2 separate regions of the Homo sapiens genome follow, and region 1 is linked to region 2. Evidence: read pairs that join two places in POLR2A ChIA-PET (ENCODE). Cell type or tissue: PC-3. All regions are shown on one strand. Each heading gives the region's core, and the rest is flanking DNA. Links, peaks and the distances in the headings are about the cores only. Region 1 has its middle 7.5 kb from the start of FAM50B. Region 2 overlaps PRP4K (pre-mRNA processing factor kinase PRP4K).

The links. Peaks named below come from ENCODE experiments on the same cell type or tissue, not always from the same donor. Only the 100,000 strongest peaks of a DNase experiment are listed, where the experiment ranks them.
Region 1: POLR2A ChIA-PET joins it to region 2 with 7 read pairs; 2 of 35 experiments call an interaction of 5 or more read pairs at or near these places.

What each region holds. Positions count from the first base shown.
Region 1 is chr6:3,854,634-3,859,033 of GRCh38, reverse strand. No RefSeq gene overlaps it. Among named protein-coding and RNA genes, the nearest start is that of FAM50B, 7.5 kb to the right of the region's middle. In PC-3, for the core only: no CTCF peak of the experiment used is centred there; no DNase peak of the experiment used is centred there.
Region 2 is chr6:4,057,189-4,061,581 of GRCh38, reverse strand. It overlaps PRP4K (pre-mRNA processing factor kinase PRP4K), which reads right to left. Exons shown (of 15, transcript NM_003913.5): 14 at 2,768-2,854; 15 at 1-1,169. The coding sequence ends at 966. Among named protein-coding and RNA genes, the nearest start is that of FAM217A, 20 kb to the left of the region's middle. RefSeq lists an enhancer at 2,093-2,387. In PC-3, for the core only: no CTCF peak of the experiment used is centred there; DNase peaks (open chromatin) are centred at 1,531 and 2,261; H3K4me3 peaks cover 1,241 bases; H3K27ac peaks cover 3,177 bases.

The DNA of each region.
Region 1 (4,400 bases), core at 247-4,246, 200 kb after region 2:
AAATCAAAACCACAACAAGATACCACTTCACACCCACAAGGATGGCTATAATAAAAAAGATGGATAATAATAATTTGTGTTGGTGAATTAGTAGAATTCAGGAAGCAGAGAATTTGAAAGCCTCATACACTACTGGTGAGGACGCCGAGAATTTGAAACCCTCAAACGATAATACTAGAAATGTAAAATAGAGCAGCTGCTTTGGAAAACACACTTGCAATTCCTCAAAAGGTTACACATAGAGTTACCATATGACCCAGCAATTCCACTCCTAGGGATATACCCAAGAGAAATGAAATATTTGTGTACAAAAACTTGTACACAAATCTTCATTAGTGGCATTATTCATAAAAGCCAAAAATTGGAAGCAACCCAAATGTCCTATAACTAGTGAACGACAGATAAACAAAATGTGTTGTATCTACTAGAATGTTATCTGGCCATGAAAGGGAATGAAACCCTGATACATGCTACCATATGGGTAAACATGAAAATGTCATGTTAAGTGACAGAAACCAGAAATTAAAGGCCACATAGTAAATGATTCCATTAATGTGAAATGGTGAGAATAAGCAAATCTACAGAAACAAAATAATTACTGGTTTCCTAGAGGTGGGGAGGAGAGTGAGAATGGGGAATATCTGCTGATGGGTAGAGGGTTTGTTTTTGTAGTGATAAAAATGTTCCAAAATTAGATTGTGGTAATGTCTGCACAACTTTGTGAATATACTAACAACCATTGAACTATGTACTTTGGATGTGTTCTCTGGCATGTGAAATATGTCTCAGTTAATACCTATATATTAATTATATACAGATGGGATCGCTCATGAGACGAGTTGAGTTGCCGGCTGGGGCTGCAGTCATCTGAAAGCTTGATGGGGCTGGAGGATCTGATTCCAGGACCGGTGCCCAGTTTTGTTTGGCTGGTAGCACGTAGCCTTTGTTCCTTGTTCCTTGCCAGGTGGCCCTTTCCATGAGACTGCCTGAGTGTTCTCATGACAGGGAAGCTGGCTTGCTCCAGAATGCGTGATCGAAGAGGGCAAGGTGGCACATGGAAGGTACAATGCCTTTCATGACCTTGTATCATATGTTACACGCTGTCATCCCATCCAAGTCCTAGTGATTACAGAGGGCACGAAACCAACAAAGAATCACCGCGGGCCCTCTTGGAGGCTGGTTCCCACAAGTGGGGTTAAATCCTGCTGCTTTCTTAGTGACTTCAGTCTCTCCAGCTCATCAGTCATAACCACTTTGTAACACTGCCCTAACTAAATACATTCAGTTCTATGGTGATCCTCGAAGCCTGTGAAGTTTCTCCTGGAGATCCCTGGTGATCTCCATGGTGATCCCTGGAGCCGTTCAAGTTTCTCCTGGAGATTGAAATGTGTGTGTGTGTGTATACATACATATATACATGCACATATTTATATATATTCATATGCACATTCATATTCATATACACATTCATATACGTACACACATACATATATAATCATGTTCATATACATATACACATATTGTTTCTCAAAAAGTCTCACTTATTGGTTTGAAGGCAATAAATTCTAGAAAAATAAATTTCCAGCATGAGTTAGGTATGAGAAAAATCTAATTTTTCTTTTTCTTTGTAATATTATTTACTACGACATTTACTTGGCAAAAATACATGAGTCTGTAGGAAATGCTTTTCCCTGCCGCAATCCTCCAGCTAAGAACATAAAACCCCTGTCTCTCATTCTGAGGAATCAGGAAAAATACAAATAAGATCCTGATCCCCAAGCCCCCCAGATCAATATAGTGGCACCTGCTTGTGTCAGGCTAGTTAGGGGTCTGTCAGTCTATCAGTATTTTCTGAAGTAGCTTAATTAATTGTGGTTTTTTGAGAACATGGGAGATTTTGTGATGTTCCTGAGAGCTCATCTCTATGTGGGGTTTTTCCACAATAACAATATAGGAAGATGTTCAGAGTGGGCAGTCTTCAAGCCAACGTTATTTTGCCTTCATTGCATAAGGATTGTCTTGTCCATCCCGCAAAAGCAAAAGCAGCTGAAAACAAAGACTTTCTAGTTGGCAAAGGGAGGGAACACAGCAGTACCCAATAGTGAATGCAGGCATTAGGAGACCAGCGTAGGACCCCTTAACAGGTGCGGCCTCAGGACTGCAGGTGATGGGCTCCCTTGGTCGCTGATGTCAACACGAGACTTTTATTCTCCTCATGCATTTCATGGGTCTCACCCAATCACGTGAGGAACACCCAGTGTTCCAGTGCAGTGCCCTGAGAAGAGGAGGAGGGCAGGAGGGAGCGTGGGCATCAAGTTCTCAGGTCCAATGCCCTTATTTGCTAACCAGCTTTGTGACCTTGGGCAAGACACTTCCCTGCCAGGGGCCTCACTTCTATTCTGTTAAATTAAAAAGCTGGACTCATTCAGGGATTTCCAGATGTTGAGATGCCAGTGATAACAGGAACTTCCAGGGGTGATCATTTTTTACTATGGCCAAATAAAATTATTAAAGAAAAAACGCTTAGCATCTAAAATAACTATAATTTCATTATAAGAAAACTTTAGTACCAAATAAAAATACATAAAAATGAGAAAACACAACATAAATTTTATAACCTTAAATGGGAAAAAAACCCTTAGTTTTATAAAAACTTATCTCATCATTCTTCTTGTTCTCATTTCTCTAGAGACCTTTGAAAATGCTACAGAGCAGCATTTGGGAACTCTGGGGATGGCTCTCAGGGCCTCTTGTGCTCTGACATCCTGGGACTCTCTGGTTCATTCAGCTGTCAGCTCACACCAGATGCTAATGGTGCCAGGCATTATTTGTCCAGGTTTTTCCATTTTATTTGGAAACTACTCAAGGTAGAAATAGCTTTTCAAATCTGTACCAAAAGTACCCTTTTGCCCAATGATATGCCTCACCAGCACTATTCCCTGCTCAATGTTGCCTGGTGCTGGCGTTGGGGCCCCCTGTCGATAACTGACCTCCTCCTTGCTGAAAATCCTCCTGGGGGCTCCATGACCCCTGCAGCCATTAGGGTAGTGTGGAGGTCCTCCAAAAAAAAAATTCCTGTTAACTCCATGAGGATGGCTTCAATCCCACAAATTAAGGGCCCGGTCTCGCAAGACTGCACCTGCTTCATACACCAATTGTGTCTGAGCCTCCTGTACTTCTGATCAACTGGCTATAAATTGGGAGTTTCCATGACCCTACTTTCTAGAGCAGCTCTCAGAACTCAGGGAAACAACTTACATTTCCTGGTTTATTTTAATGAATATTACAAAGGATATAGATGAAGAGGTGCATAGGGCAAGGTCCAGAAGGGTCCTGAGTGTAGAAGCTTTGATCCTTTGTGGAGTTAAGGTACACCACCCTCCCTGCACAAAGATGCATTCGCTACGCAGAAGCTCATCATATCTTGTTCAAGAGTTTTTGAAGAGTGTGCTGGGCGCAGTGGCTCACACCTGTAATCCTAGCGCTTTGGGAGGCCGAGGCGGGTGGATCACGAGGTCAGGAGATTGAGACCATCCTGGCTCACACGGTGAAACCCTGTGTCTACTAAAAATACAAAAAATTAGCTGGGCGTGGTGGCGGGCTCCCATAGTCCCAGCTACTCAGGAGGCTGAGGCAGGAGAATGGCATGAACCCGGGAGATGGAGCTTGTAGTGAGCCCCCATCGCGCCACTGCACTCCAACCTGGGCGACAGAGTGAGACACTGTCTCAAAAAAAAAAAAAAAAGAGTTTTTGCAGAGTGTAACCTCCAGACTCCCACTCTCTCCTCCAGTTCCCCAAAGGTAACTGTCTTGGAGGTTGGTGGGTGGGGCTGAAAGTTCCAGTCCTCTAGTCACTGTTCTTCTGGTGAGCATCCCCATTCTGAAGCTAACTAGGGGCCCCACCCGAGGTCACCTCATTAGAGTAAACACAGATGTCATTGGAAGGGGTTTGTTATGAATATCAAAGATACTCCTATCACTCAGGAAAATTCCAAGGGGTTTAGGAGCTCTGTACCAGGAACCTGGGACAAAGACCAAATATAGTTATTTTTATACAACAAGTTCCCACTCCTAACATTGTGTGACCCCGTTTCAGTGACTTAGGCCCACTGAGATTCAATTTCTTCATCAGACAAATGGTGCCAACAATCTCAGGGGGTTGCGCTGATGACTGGTGAAATATGGCACGTCAAGTAATCTGGCACACCTGGGAGTCTGAGGCTGCACTTGACCCCTTCCCCCCCTGGGGTCCATCTGTGACAGAGGCTGCTGGCTTGTCCCAGGCACATTTGGTCACCCTGTCTCTTGCTGTGCATGCAAGGCAGGCCAGGTACCCACCATGGCTGCAATGATAGGGAATTCTTAGAAAAATTTCAGAAGGTTGTTGTGTGTTGGTTATT
Region 2 (4,393 bases), core at 394-4,393:
GTACACTTTCAAAATGACATACAAATAGTTAAAAATTTCATTACGTTGTCTAGCCTTTAAATATGAGGACTTTCAGAATTAGGCCTCAACATTTGTAATTAGTAAATGAAAACTACGCATCGTTTCTATGTCACTAGGAACTATATTTAACAAAATGTATATAAAGTCTATAGCAAGTTGATTTAAAAAAAGTAAAGTTAATAAGAAACAGTACACTGAAGGCGCTCTATCCATCAAGCGCGTTCTCTTCCAATTTTAAATGTGATGAACAAACAGAAATTGTAACTATGCCACAGTTGCAATGCCAAAAAATAAAACAAGATCAGTTATCACACATGCAGGGAATTCTGCCACAAAGCTAACATCCCTCATTTGTCAGTTGTTCCAATAAAATAACATCTTAAAACACCAGAGATGTTGATGGTTTAGCTTACCTTCAGTGTACTGAATGCTGCACACAACCTGCTTTAAAAGGAGACCATCCCTGCAGGCAGGCTCAAGAAGGAACAGACCCCTTTCGGCACTGACTACACCAAGGGCATGCTGCTGTGGCCTGCACACACACACCTAGGAAAACGTGAATATAAACAGCATTTATGCTGGCCATTTTATCTCAAGACCAAAATGAAGCCAAGTCTGCTAAGAACAAATCAACCACCCAATATTACTACTCATTTCATAACAGATGCTTTTGTCTTTATGTGAACTGCAACCATATACATTAGCACTGTAATTTTGTGCAGTCTTGGCAATTTAAAACAGTCTACAGTGAAATTTCACGTAAGACACAAAACAGATTAACTAACATCTCTAAAAGAAATATCACCCTTGGTGTTAATTCAAATATATCATGCTTCCTCAAATTTGCTGGAGAAATATTTATAAGTTTATATACATTAATAAACTGCTGTGAAATTTCTTCAGTCTTTGTATTTACTCAAACCCTTGGAGTTTCTTCATCTTGTTTAAATTTTTTCCTGGATGAAGGCGTGCTGTAGGGCCTGGTTGATGCTAATTCGTTTAGCTGGGTCCAACATCAGAATCTGGTCCAACAAGTCCTTTAGCTGGTGTACTTTCTTACGTTGGTCTTCAGGAAGTCTCTGGCACCCAATCAAGTCAGCCAACAGGTCCTTAGTTGGATTAATGGTGCTCATAACAGTAACTTTCTCCTAAAAATAATTTTTAAAATGCGTATCTCTAAATAAGTTACTAAGCATATACAACTTAAATCAGATTGTTTTGGGGTCTATCAAAAATATTAAAAACATGCATATACATACAAAATATATACACACAGTGCACATTTTGGGCAATGACAGACTGCATATATGACAGTGGTCCCTTAAGATTGGAATACCGTATTTTTGCTCTCCCTTTTCTATGTTTAGATACATACATACACTTACCACTTGCAAAAGTGCCTACAGTATTCAGTCCACCAACTTACAGTTCAGGCCTAGAAGCAAAAGGCCATACTACTTACCCTAGATGTGTGTGAGTGTATGCTGTGGTTATGTGACGCATGACTGTATCATCATCATCTATTCATTTAAAACTTTGCTGTGGTTTCCTCTATGCTGTACATCTTTTTAAAAGGTAACCAAAAAACTTAAATGAAAAAGTTGATGCCAACTCTGGGCTGGGCGCGGTGGCTCACACCTGTAATCCCAGCACTTTGGAAGCCCAAGGTAGGTGGATCACTTGAGCTCAGGAATTCGAGACCAGCCTGGGCAACACTGCAAAACCCATCTCTACTAAAAATACAAAAATTATCCAGGCGTGGTGGCACACAATTGTAATCCCAGCTACTCGGGAGGCTGAGGCATGAGAATTGCTTGAACCTGGGAGGCAGAGGTTGCTGTGAGCCAAGATCGTGCCATTGCACTTCACCCTGGGTGACAGGTGACAGAGCGAGACTCAGTCTCAAAAAAGAAAAAAAAAGTCAACTCCAAGTTAGCAATGAAAATTTACAATAAGATAAGCATGAGCTGTTTGCACTGTACTTTCCCTACCTTGAAGTGGTAAGTGACAGACATGTGAATAAGTTAATACCCTGAAGTATTATTAAGTGCTCTGACAAAGACAGGGACATATGCTATAATAATGGGACAAAAATAAGGAAATCATTACTTCAATCTGGGAGTTTTCAAAAGGCTCATACAGAATGTGTATTTCAGCTGAGGCTTGAAGATGATACATTTTTTAGGGGGTTGGGGGTGAGGCAGCACAGGAAATGACTAAGCTCAGGGAGGTCTGTTAGCAAAGGCACAAAGGTCTGAACCAGCACGCCTTCTGGCCAAATGTGGAAAGGTGGGGGTTCTGAATGTACTGAAGAGAGGTCTGAAAACTGAAGAAAGCAGTTGGATTTGTCATTCTGAGGAACTTAAATATTATTTCATAGGTAACAGGGAGCCAACAAAGGTTTTTAAGCAGGGATAGGAACATGACCAGATATGTTTTCAGAAACATCACTCTAGCAGCAATAAGAAAGCTGGATGGGAAGCCAGACCAAGAAAGTAATCCAAAGAAGATGTGACGAGGGCCTAAATATGACCTATAATAAAAATAAATTAATTATGCTAGAAAAACATTTTAAAATCCCTCCATCTTTTCCATGGTCTGATGTGTTTTATTTAGGAATTGGTCGACAGCAAAAAGGAAATACTTACTTTTGGGTTTTTGTTTTTTTTTTAATTCACCAGCTCGTATGATTTAGTACTCAGTTAACAATAAAATAACTATTGCATGCTGCATTTAAAACACTTACCCTCTCTGTTACTTTATCAACTTCTATGTACATGAAGTTGAGATTTTGATCAAAATGCTGATCTTTGAACACACCTTTTCGAATCATCTACAAAACAAAACAAAAACTTGGGTTTTGAACTATTATGAAACAGGCCTACTAACAATTTAATTAATATACAATAAGTCAAATAAGTATGTTATTTAGTCTCTGTAGGTTTGTTTGATCTCAGATTCCCTTGATCCCAGGAATTCATTAACATCTTTGCAAAAGCAAATACCAATGCTGTACCTAAAACTACTTAATAACATGAAATTATATTTGTCCAGGCAGTGACTTAAAACAATTATAACATCAAATTGTCCTTTCACTATTTAAAATTGGAGAGTCAACAAAGACTTTAAATTATTTCTTCCTAAAAATATCACAAAACTCAGGTTTTTTCTCCTTGGCAGTTAGGGAACCTAATGCCACTTTACTAATTATGTTCCAACAGCCCTGATACAGGTCAGACTTCATTAAAACTAATACCAACATAGCTCATTTTTATGTAACTTATTCTAAAAAAAGTCCAACCTAATAGAATTTGGACAATATGTACAAATCAGCCTGGTCAACATAGTGAAACTCCATCTCTACAAAAAAATTATTAAATAAATTAACTGGTTGTGGTGGCACATGCCTGTAGTCCCAGCTACATTGGAGACTGAGGCAGGAGAACTGCTTGAGCCCAGGGGTTCGGTTCAAGGCTGCAGTGAGCTATAACTGTACTCCAGTCTGGGACACAGAGCAAGATCCAGTCTCAAAACAACAACAACAACAAAACACAACTGAAAACCATACAGTTTTCTGACCTTTACGAAAAATGTGTAAATCTTTAGAAATTCAGCAAATAGGCTGAAATCTTAAAAAGCTAAGTTACAGCCGGGTGCGGTGGCTCATGCCTATAGCTACTCGGGAGGCTGAGGCAGGAGAATGGCATGAACCCGGGAGGCAGAGCTTGCAGTAAGCTGAGATCGCGCCACTGCACTGCAGCCTGGGCGACAAAGCAAGACTCCGTCTCAAAAAAAAAAAAAAAAAAAAAGCTAAGTTATGGCCCTCAGATACTTTAATAAATGCTTACATTCTTGCTTCATGTTAAACAGAAACTAGCATTATAGCTGAAGTATCAGCGGTGAGTTAGAAAGATATTAAATAAGAAAAGGTACCAAGAAAGGTACCTTACTTTCTCAAATAACCTCCAATCTTTAATAAATTAATTAACATCAAGTTCCTCTTACAATATCTAATATTCACCTATTCATTCTCTGACCACTAAGCATGTTCTTGTATTTTACCTAATTCAACTTACATCTTTTTCCATTCTGTCTTCCAAACATTTTGAAACTTTTACCCATAAGGGTGTATCCCCAAAATATTGCTGCTCTCTGTCCATCATTGAACAAGTTCTCTTATCCTTAGCGCTTGGCTGATTAGAACCACTAATTTAAAACACCAGAAAAGGGAAAGACCCTAAGAAATCATGATAGCCATCTACCCACCTTTCTGAAATTTTTGTTTTATAGCTCACTAGTGGTGAGCAAGTGTCAGCAGTCTTGTCAGTTAATAAGAAACTAAGACCTTAAAGAAGCTCATGCTAATGTCTTA